Regions from separate parts of the Homo sapiens genome. Here region 1 is linked to region 2. Evidence: read pairs that join two places in POLR2A ChIA-PET (ENCODE). Cell type or tissue: endothelial cell of umbilical vein. All regions are shown on one strand. Each heading gives the region's core, and the rest is flanking DNA. Links, peaks and the distances in the headings are about the cores only.

Region 1 (4,398 bases), core at 117-4,116, 67 kb before region 2:
TGCTCTTCCTCACCCAGGCCATGCAGCATCAACACAGTCACCGTAGAACTCCTCTTAAGACAAGCAAAGGAACTTTCCAACCCAGTTGAGTGCACTTTTCCCAAGTGTGTGGTAAAAAGTTAAATGACACTTTGTGAAAGGGATCCTTAAGCTACAAAAACATTTTCCCCCATCACACTAAGCACTTGGTTTTGTCCTTGTAGTTGCAAAAGGGGCTGGAGTCATTTGATGAATTCTGAATGTTGTAAGGCTGCTTTTCTGGAAGGGTAAACAGGGAACCTTTTAGATGCCAAGACCTTTTAGAATAACGACCCTTCAGAGGAAACTGAAGTGCAAAGGATTGAAGTAACCTTCCAGAAGGTACACAGCTGGTGAGACAAAGCCTGTACTGGGTCCCAAGCCTGCCTGACTCCGGACTCCCACACCCCACAGTGATACCAGAATCACCCTGAAAATGGGAAACATGCTGCAGCTGCTGTCCTGATTCCAGCCTCTGACCAGGAGAGCTGGATTGACCAGGAAGCCAATGAAGCTAAGTTTCAGGGCCCCCTGTCTGCCTAAGGCCTCTCCCAAGGCCCTGCACCAAAGTTTCTATTTGTGACTTTGTTTTCTTAGAAAAAACTCCTCAATTATGTGAATTCACCTCTGCTGACAAGTAACTCCTTAGAGGACGTGAGTTTTAGAAGGACAAGCTCCAAAAGCATCTCTAGATAGCCTCCAGAACCCTGCTGGTGTGACTCTTTTTGGAACTAGGTACAGAAAACCCCAGGCAGATGGACTGGCCTTTGGGGATTAAGGGAGATGTTCCAGAGCAGCTCAAATGATCTCTGGTGCCTGACTTTTGAACATCCAGTTTATAAACAAATCCAAAGTGGTTTCTTTCCTGTCTTCATTTGGGACCTTCTGTAGACTCCAAATCCCATTTGCATGACCCAGGCCCATCGATAACCTCCTCCCATTCAGTCCATTCTCTTGTGGGACTAGAAGCCTAAGGGGCATCTCCAGGTCAAGGAAAGGGGGCCGGGGAACGTGTAGAGGGAGGGACAGCAGGAGGAGAGAAAGATGTGTCTAAAGATCTGGAGTCAGAGATCATCATGTGTTGTGGACATTGGAACAAATTTGGTGTGAAGGAAGCTGAGACTGAGACTGGAGGGGCTGTCTTAGCCCATTTGGGCTGCAATAGCAAAAATGCCATAAACTGGATGGTTAATAAGCAACAGAAATTTCCTTTTTTTTTTTTGAGACGGAGTATCGCTCTGTTGCCCAGGCTGGAGTGCAGTGGCACCATCTCAGCTCACTTCAAGCTCTGCCTCCCAGGCTCAAGCCATTCTCCTGCCTCAGCCTCCCGAGTAGCTGGGACTACAGGTGCCCATCACCACGCCCAGCTAATATTTTTGTATTTTTAGTAGAGACGGGGTTTCACTGTGTTAGCCAGGATGGTCTCGATCTCCTGACCTCGTGATCCACCCACCTCGGCCTCCCAAAGTACTGGGATTGCAGGCGTAAGCCACCATGCCCAGCCCAGAAATTTATTTCTTACAGTTCTAAAGGCTGGAAAGTCCAAGACCAAGACACCAGCAGATTCAGTGTCTGGTGAGAGCCCACTCTCTGATTCACAGAAGGCTTCTTACTGTGTTGAAAAGGCAAGTGAGCTTTCTTGGGCCTTTTTGATAAGGGCACTAATCCTATTTGTGAGGGTGGAGTCCTCATGACCTAATTATTTCCCAAAGGCCCTACCTCTTAATACCATCACGTTGGGGTTTAGGATGTCAGCATATGAAATTTTGGGATGTGGGGCGGGGGGGTGGGGGATCCCCAGACAGCAGTCTGGCAGAGGGTAGAATATGAAGGGACTTTTACACCACGTTCAGGGGGGGTGTCAACTTTATCCCCCAAAATGAGGAGCAGCTTAAGCAAGGGAATGATATAAAGTAGTCCTCCCTTATCTGTGGTTTCAGTTACCCATGGTTCAGTGAGGTCCAACAATATTCAGTGAAAAATTCCATAAATAAACAACTGATACGTTTTGAATTGCATGCCGTTCTTAGTAGTGTGATGAAATCTCGCGCCACCCAGCTCCATCCTGCCCGGGATGTGAATCATCCTTTTGTCCATCGTATTCCTGCTGTAGACATGACTCAACCCACCCATCACTTAGCAGCCGTCTGGGTTATCAGATTGACTGTCATAGCGGCACAGTGCTTGTGTTCAAGCAACCCTTATTTTACTTCCCGATGGCCCCAAAGTGCAAGAGTAGCGACGCTGGTGATTCCGACATGCCAGAAAGAGGCTGCAAAGTGCTTCCTGTAAGCGAAAAGCTGAAAGTTCTCAATGTAATAAGGAAAGAAAAAGAAATCATATGCTGAGGTTGCTAAGATCTATGGTAAGAATGAATCTTCTGTTTGTGAAATCGTGGACAGTGTATTGTGTTACTTGTTCTGTTTTGGTGTTAGTTGTTGTTGTTACTCTCTTACTGTGCCTAATTTATAAATTAAACTTTATCCTAGGTAGGTTTGTATGTATAGGAAAAAACATGGTGTACGTAGGGTTCAGGACATCCACTGGGGGGTCTTGGAATGTATCCTCTGTGGATAAGGGAAGACTATTGTACTATTTTATTTCTCATTTGAGAAGACCACTCTGGCTACAGAATGGAGACTGTGGTTCAGTAAAGAACGTGGCCATGCCCTGCACCATGATAATGCTGGCCTACATCCAGGCAGAGGCAAGGTGATGGGAAAAGTGGATGGATTGGAGCACACTCTCACCACCGTGACCCCTGGAGTTTTTTGTGTTGAGAGGGATTCCAGGAACCAGTGTGTGGCTGGAGGGTGGCCAGTGGGGGAATTTCCACCTGCCGTCTCTACCTTCCCCTTCTCCCTTTAACCCGGGTGGCTCTACTTTGATATGTTCTGTGTGTTAGGGTACCACGCAAGTTTCTGTTTGAGAAGGAAAAGCCTATTTCTAAAAATAAGTTTGGAAAAACTATTGGTCTGGGGGAATATTCAGGAGATAGACTAGAAAGGACTTGGTGATTGTGCATGAGCAAGGGAGGGGAGGTGGGAAGAATGATAGGGGAGGAAGGGGTGCCATTCATTGAGTGGGGAAATGCTACAAGAGGATCCAGAATGGTGGGGTCGGGAGGGTGATGTGGAGTCAGTTCCAGACTTTTGCCCTGCGGGACCTCCAGAGTACACTGCCTGCTGGGCAAGGGGACCAGAGTGGGGAGAGGCCGTGGGGGGTGCTGGGGCAGGAGGATCTTGCGTGCCAGGGGGATGTGTAGTGGTAAGCTCCCTCCAGGGCCTCCTGAAGAACTCACATTTGGCCCCCAGGAGGAGTGGCCCTTGGACTCTGGCTACCAGAGGCATCCCAGCCAACTGGGAAACTTCAACAGCTTCAGGTGGATGAGAGAATGTAGTCTCCTTTCCTCTACTACCTCTACCCTCTGTCCTGACCTTGACCACTCAGAGGCAGAGGTGAGCAGAGGAGGGTAAAAGCAGAACATGCCATCTCCTTCCCCTCCCACCTCCTTCCAGCCTAGGCCAGGCAAAGACCAGGGCAAGGAGATGAGCTCTCCGTTAGATTGGAAATAAACACTGAAATCTAGACCAGATGTTTTCATACTAACAGGTACTCAGGGAGTTTTGAGATTTTCCAAGATGCCATCGAGGAACTGAAAAGTGCTGCCCAGCTGCAGTGAGGGCTTTTTAAAGGCAGTTTCATGTCTACACCCCACTGAGTTCAGACTGTCCAATGAAGCACTGACATTGTTACACATGCGTGTTGTGGACAACTTGAGAAAACACTTGTCTGCAGGAAGATGAAATTAAAATCAAGTGTGATCCTACCACCGAAAGATAAGTGTTACTGATATTTTTTGTTAATAACATTCCAGTTTTTTATGTAGTTTTGGGGTAGCTTATTATTTTCATGTGATTTCAAACTTGGAGAAAGTTTCCAAGATGAGTCCAAGGAGCTCTCATATGTTCCTCACCCAGATCCACCAACTGGCCACATTTTGTTCCATTTGCTTTATTATTCCTTCTACCTCTCTCTCTCTAAAGTATTATTATATGTTAAATATATCTTAATATAATTATAGTTATGTTAAATATATCTTAATATAGTTACAAATAATTATGTTAAATATATCTTAATATAATTATGTTAAATGATGTTATGAATATTAAAAATTATAATTTAAATAATATTCTAATATAGGCAGACATTTAGTTTCTGAACCATTTGGGACCATGCTGAAAACATCATTTTCCTTTACACCATTTTCCTTCAGTGCCAGAGGGGAACAGAGCAGTGAGAGGTTGTGGGGGGATCCTGGGCCAGGAGCATCCCCATTTCCTGGAATAAGATAGTTCTCTTAAATAACTACAGTACCAA
Region 2 (4,398 bases), core at 111-4,110:
TTTTTCACCCCCTTTCCACATACTCAACTGCTACTGCTCCCTCAAGGCAGGTCCAAGGAAGTCTCTTGCAGCTGCCTTAGCAGAAACCTTGGTCTTAAAGACGTTTTTATGCAGTCTTGTTTCAATTCTACATTTGAAGAAAAGACTTAGCAATTCCTCAATGCTTGGTTTTCAGCATGTCAAACAAACAAAATCACAGGAACTTTCTGCAATGCAATGATTTTCAACATGCCTTATAAAAGTCGATTAACTGGGAGCAGGAATATTAGAACTTCTATACCTATTTATTTTTGAAATAAAGTTCTAATAATAACTAACATTTCATAGCACTAACAATGTGCCAGACAAGCACTTTACATATATGAGCTCATTAACGATGAGGCGGTATGATGATTGTTCTCATTTTATAGATGAGGAAACAGGTATAGAGAAACTAATAAACTTGTGTTCAAGGTCCCAGACTAACTAAGTGGCAGAACCTGGTTTAGAAGCTGGGCAGCCAGCCAGAGAGCCCATGCTCTGCGGATGGATGTCAGCACACTTGTAGGTCAGGTGATCAAAAGCCACATATGGAATGCAAAGAATCCCAAGGGAAGACGGAAAGTGGGATTTCACTGTGTCCAGGGTTGACAGAGGCACCTTCATTTGTTCCTTTTTGGCATACTGTAATTTTTTTTTTGTCTAATTAAGTGGATTTTCAGATATTATCTAGTGTTAACTAAGCCTTCACAGAATTTTAAACCTGGCTTAAAAGGATTCCTGCAAAGATATCACTGATAATACTATAATACTAATAACATAAGCACATGGGAATAATAAAAAAAGAAATGGCAAAGCTTTTTGTCAGCTCTCCATCAAACAAATTATAAAGTAAAAACAATGGTTATCACCAAGATGAGATCCCAACAAATATTTCTGAAAAAATATATACACACTTAAATCTGTCTCTTCAAGGTAAAATAAAGGTAACAGTTTAACAATAAGAAAAGTTTTTTTTTTTTTTTCAAAAGAAATTTGAAACATGGAGACAACATTTTGAAATTAGGTGTTTGAAAATGTTGCCGCTGACAGCTATTTGGTTGCCAAAGATAACATAAATACTTCATGTATAATGTATAAAAACCTCTTACAATTTGGAAGGTGATTTTCTTAACCTGTTCTTAAAATCACCAAATGGATAGTTCAATAAAGATATAAGAATTAACAAACCTTCTAATTAGTGTAAGAAAAATGGACTGCCATCAGGAAAACTAGATGTTCACTATATACATTTTACCAAAACCTTTTAATAATTGGGAAAATGGAATACTAAAATGGATAACGTGACTTAGTAAAGGAAGCCAACGAATCATTCTTCCCTTTGGACTATGCAATTTTGTGAGGTGCCTTTTCCAGTGATAATGGTCATTAAAATCAAGTGTTTTAACAAATGGAACCTAGAAGCCGACCTTGGAATGGCTATATCACAAAGTGTTCAGGCAAGACCTTCAAAAAGAAGGAAGCATTATTGTGGTAGCCAGCCTCCAAGATGGCTCCAATCATCCTTGCCTCCTGATATTCACATTCCTGTGCAGCTCTCTCCAACAGTGAGTCATGGCTGGCCTGTGTGACCAACAGAACACTGTGGAAAGGATGATGTGTGATTCCCAAGGCTAGTTCACAAAAGGCATTATAGCTTCTGCCTTAGTGTTTTGGAATGCTGGCTGCAGCCAATCACCATGCAGGACACTCAAACAGTCATGTAGAGAGGAACTGAGATTCCCCAGCCAGCACCAACTTGTGAGCCCATGTTTGGAAGTACAGTTAAACCTTCAGATGGCTACCGCCCAAGGTGATGTATGACTACCACTACTTGAGAGACACGATGCTGAACGCTTCCAAATTCCAGACCAAGGGAACTATGAAAAATAAGTGTTGTTTCAAGCCACTAAATTTTGAAGCAATATGTTACATAGTATTAGGTAACTAAAATAATTATAAGCCACAATCACAAATCAATATTATCTATAATTATATGTACATACTGTATGTATCTTCATCAAATACAAATAAAATTAGGTATTTGATTTTCATCTTAATTTTTAAATAACTTCTATTTTGTGCTTCATAATGTATATAAAACAGCACAAAAATTCATATATCTATATAAGCATAGGTATCAAAAATTTTTTTTAACTAATATGGATAAAGGATAAAACAATTCTAGAAACAAATTACTCTGCTCAGATAAACAGGATTTCTTGGATTCCCACAAGTGAAGATCCAGCATTGTCTCTGAGGCAGTGATCTGAATTCTGACCTCACTGCTTCCTAACTGTATGGCCTTGGGCAAATTAATTAACTTCTCTAAGCTTCAGTTTCCCTCATGTGAAGATGAGAATAAAAAGAGTATCCTAATAAACAGGGCTTTTGGGAGGATTAAATGAGATAATCAATGTAAAATCCTTAGTACAGTGTGTGGCATACAGCAAGGTTCAATTATAATGAAGAAAATAATAATTGCTTTGGAACATTTGTAGTTCTCTGTGTTGAGTTTGTAGTTGACCTGTGGGCATGAAGTAGAGGGTGGCTGCCATGAGATTTTGACCCCCACTTGGGAAATTAGAGAAAGAAAAGTGGAAGAACAAATGCTCACGATTTGCTTCTCCCTGAAAGAAAAGAAGCAAACTGTTGTCTTCTGGATTAATCTAGTTGTCACAATAAAAAAAAAAGAGAGGACATGGGGATACGTGGTCTATTCAAGAAAAACAATGAATGTGTCCAGTGCCTCTCAGAGGCAGTATTACTGCAAAGTCTTTTAAGAGAGTGAAATATCCCAATAGTCGTCAGACATGTAATCTACGAATAAGGGGGTCACTGCCCCAAAATAAGGATGAGCATAAGTTACTAGGGCAAAGAGTAAACAGAAAATAAATATCCTCTGAAAGCTCATAGGAACAAGGAAGGGAAGTTTCCCCAGACATTCTGAATGTAAAATAACATGTGGACAATGTAAAAACACCAAGAAGGCAAAACAAAGAGTACAAAATTCAGACACTGAAAAATCAAATGGGGTGCTTCAGTAACACAGTCAATAAATGCAAGGTAAATCCAGTAAAAACAATATACTTAAAGGGAAGAAAATAGCAATACTCCTTTTAAAATTATGAAGAAAATTATGTGCCCCTTCTAACCATTTTAGTTTACTTTTTACAAAGTTCAGATAAATTTAATGTAAACACATGAGGAAGTACACTTTGGCCTACAAATTGATAATCCTGAATAATTCCATTTATTAGACTATCTCATTTATGGAAAGGAAAGGAACTTAATCTTACTATGAATCAGCTATAGTACAGGAAATACACTAGGTACTAGAATCCTTCATCTCATGTAGCCAGTCCTTCAAAGAAGCTGGTTCTTTAGGGTTGGGCTTTTACTTAGCTTCCATAACAGAGACCACAGACTAGCACATAACCATAACAGAGCCTTTTAAAAATTATAAATTTCTATTATTAAAATATCACATCTTAGGCCAGGCACAGTGGCTCACACCTGTAATCCCAGCACTCTAAGAGGCTGAGGTGAGAGGACTGCTTAAGCTCAGGAGTTTAGGACCAGTCTGGGTGACATGGGGAGAACCCATCTACAAATAATGAAAAAAATTAGCTGGGTATGGTGACATATGTCTGTGGTCCCAGCTACTTGGGAGGCTGAGGCAGGAGGATCTCGTGAGCCCAGGAGGTCAAGGCTGCAGTGAATCGTGATTGTGACTGAGCCACTGCACTCCGGCCTGGGTGACAGTGAGATCTTGTCTCAAACCAAATAAATAAACAAGTAAAATTATGGCTTAAATTATTTTTTCCTATTTTTAAAATGTATGTGCAAATGCAATAAACTAAGTAAGAAAGAGGATACAAATAAATAGTAGAAACATCTACGAATAAGCTATGGTTGCCAGACTCAAATATCACAACTTAAATAAAACTGAGCTTTCTTGTATGTATTTCTTAGGATTGAACACGGTAGACAGGGGTTAGAGCCAGCCTAGTGAGTAGAATAAAAGAACAAAATCACGAAAGGCCAGGATCTGAACAAGCCTAAAAGAGGAAGCATGTTTTACACAGAATGGGATAAATCCGTGTAGCAACCAAGGCACTGTGTCAGTCCACAGTGACAGCCCACAAAAAATTCCTATCTCGAGGCTGAAGGCAGATGGCTATTTACTAGGGCTGGCCCCAAAGGTCAGAGGTCCAGTCCTCCAAGTATCTGCTCTGGGGATCCAGGGATCCTTAATGGCTAGGGGTATGTCTTAGAACTTGAGACAGCAATGAGTTCAGAAGGCTTAGCTCCAGGGAGAGGAGGGATACATATGTTCAGGAGCAATGAGGCCATTGTACACCTCAACAGAAAACTACC

The links. Peaks named below come from ENCODE experiments on the same cell type or tissue, not always from the same donor. Only the 100,000 strongest peaks of a DNase experiment are listed, where the experiment ranks them.
Region 1: POLR2A ChIA-PET joins it to region 2 with 7 read pairs; 2 of 35 experiments call an interaction of 5 or more read pairs at or near these places.

Annotation. Positions count from the first base shown.
Region 1 is chr15:82,091,852-82,096,249 of GRCh38, forward strand. LINC01583 (long intergenic non-protein coding RNA 1583) reads left to right here. Exons shown (of 6, transcript NR_120367.1): 2 at 1-753; 3 at 1,543-1,643; 4 at 2,132-2,383; 5 at 3,631-4,398. Among named protein-coding and RNA genes, the nearest start is that of LINC01583, 5.5 kb to the left of the region's middle. In endothelial cell of umbilical vein, for the core only: no CTCF peak of the experiment used is centred there; a DNase peak (open chromatin) is centred at 2,120; H3K27ac peaks cover 1,110 bases.
Region 2 is chr15:82,158,484-82,162,881 of GRCh38, forward strand. The region is part of intron 16 of EFL1 (elongation factor like GTPase 1); the gene reads right to left. Among named protein-coding and RNA genes, the nearest start is that of LINC01583, 72 kb to the left of the region's middle. In endothelial cell of umbilical vein, for the core only: no CTCF peak of the experiment used is centred there; no DNase peak of the experiment used is centred there.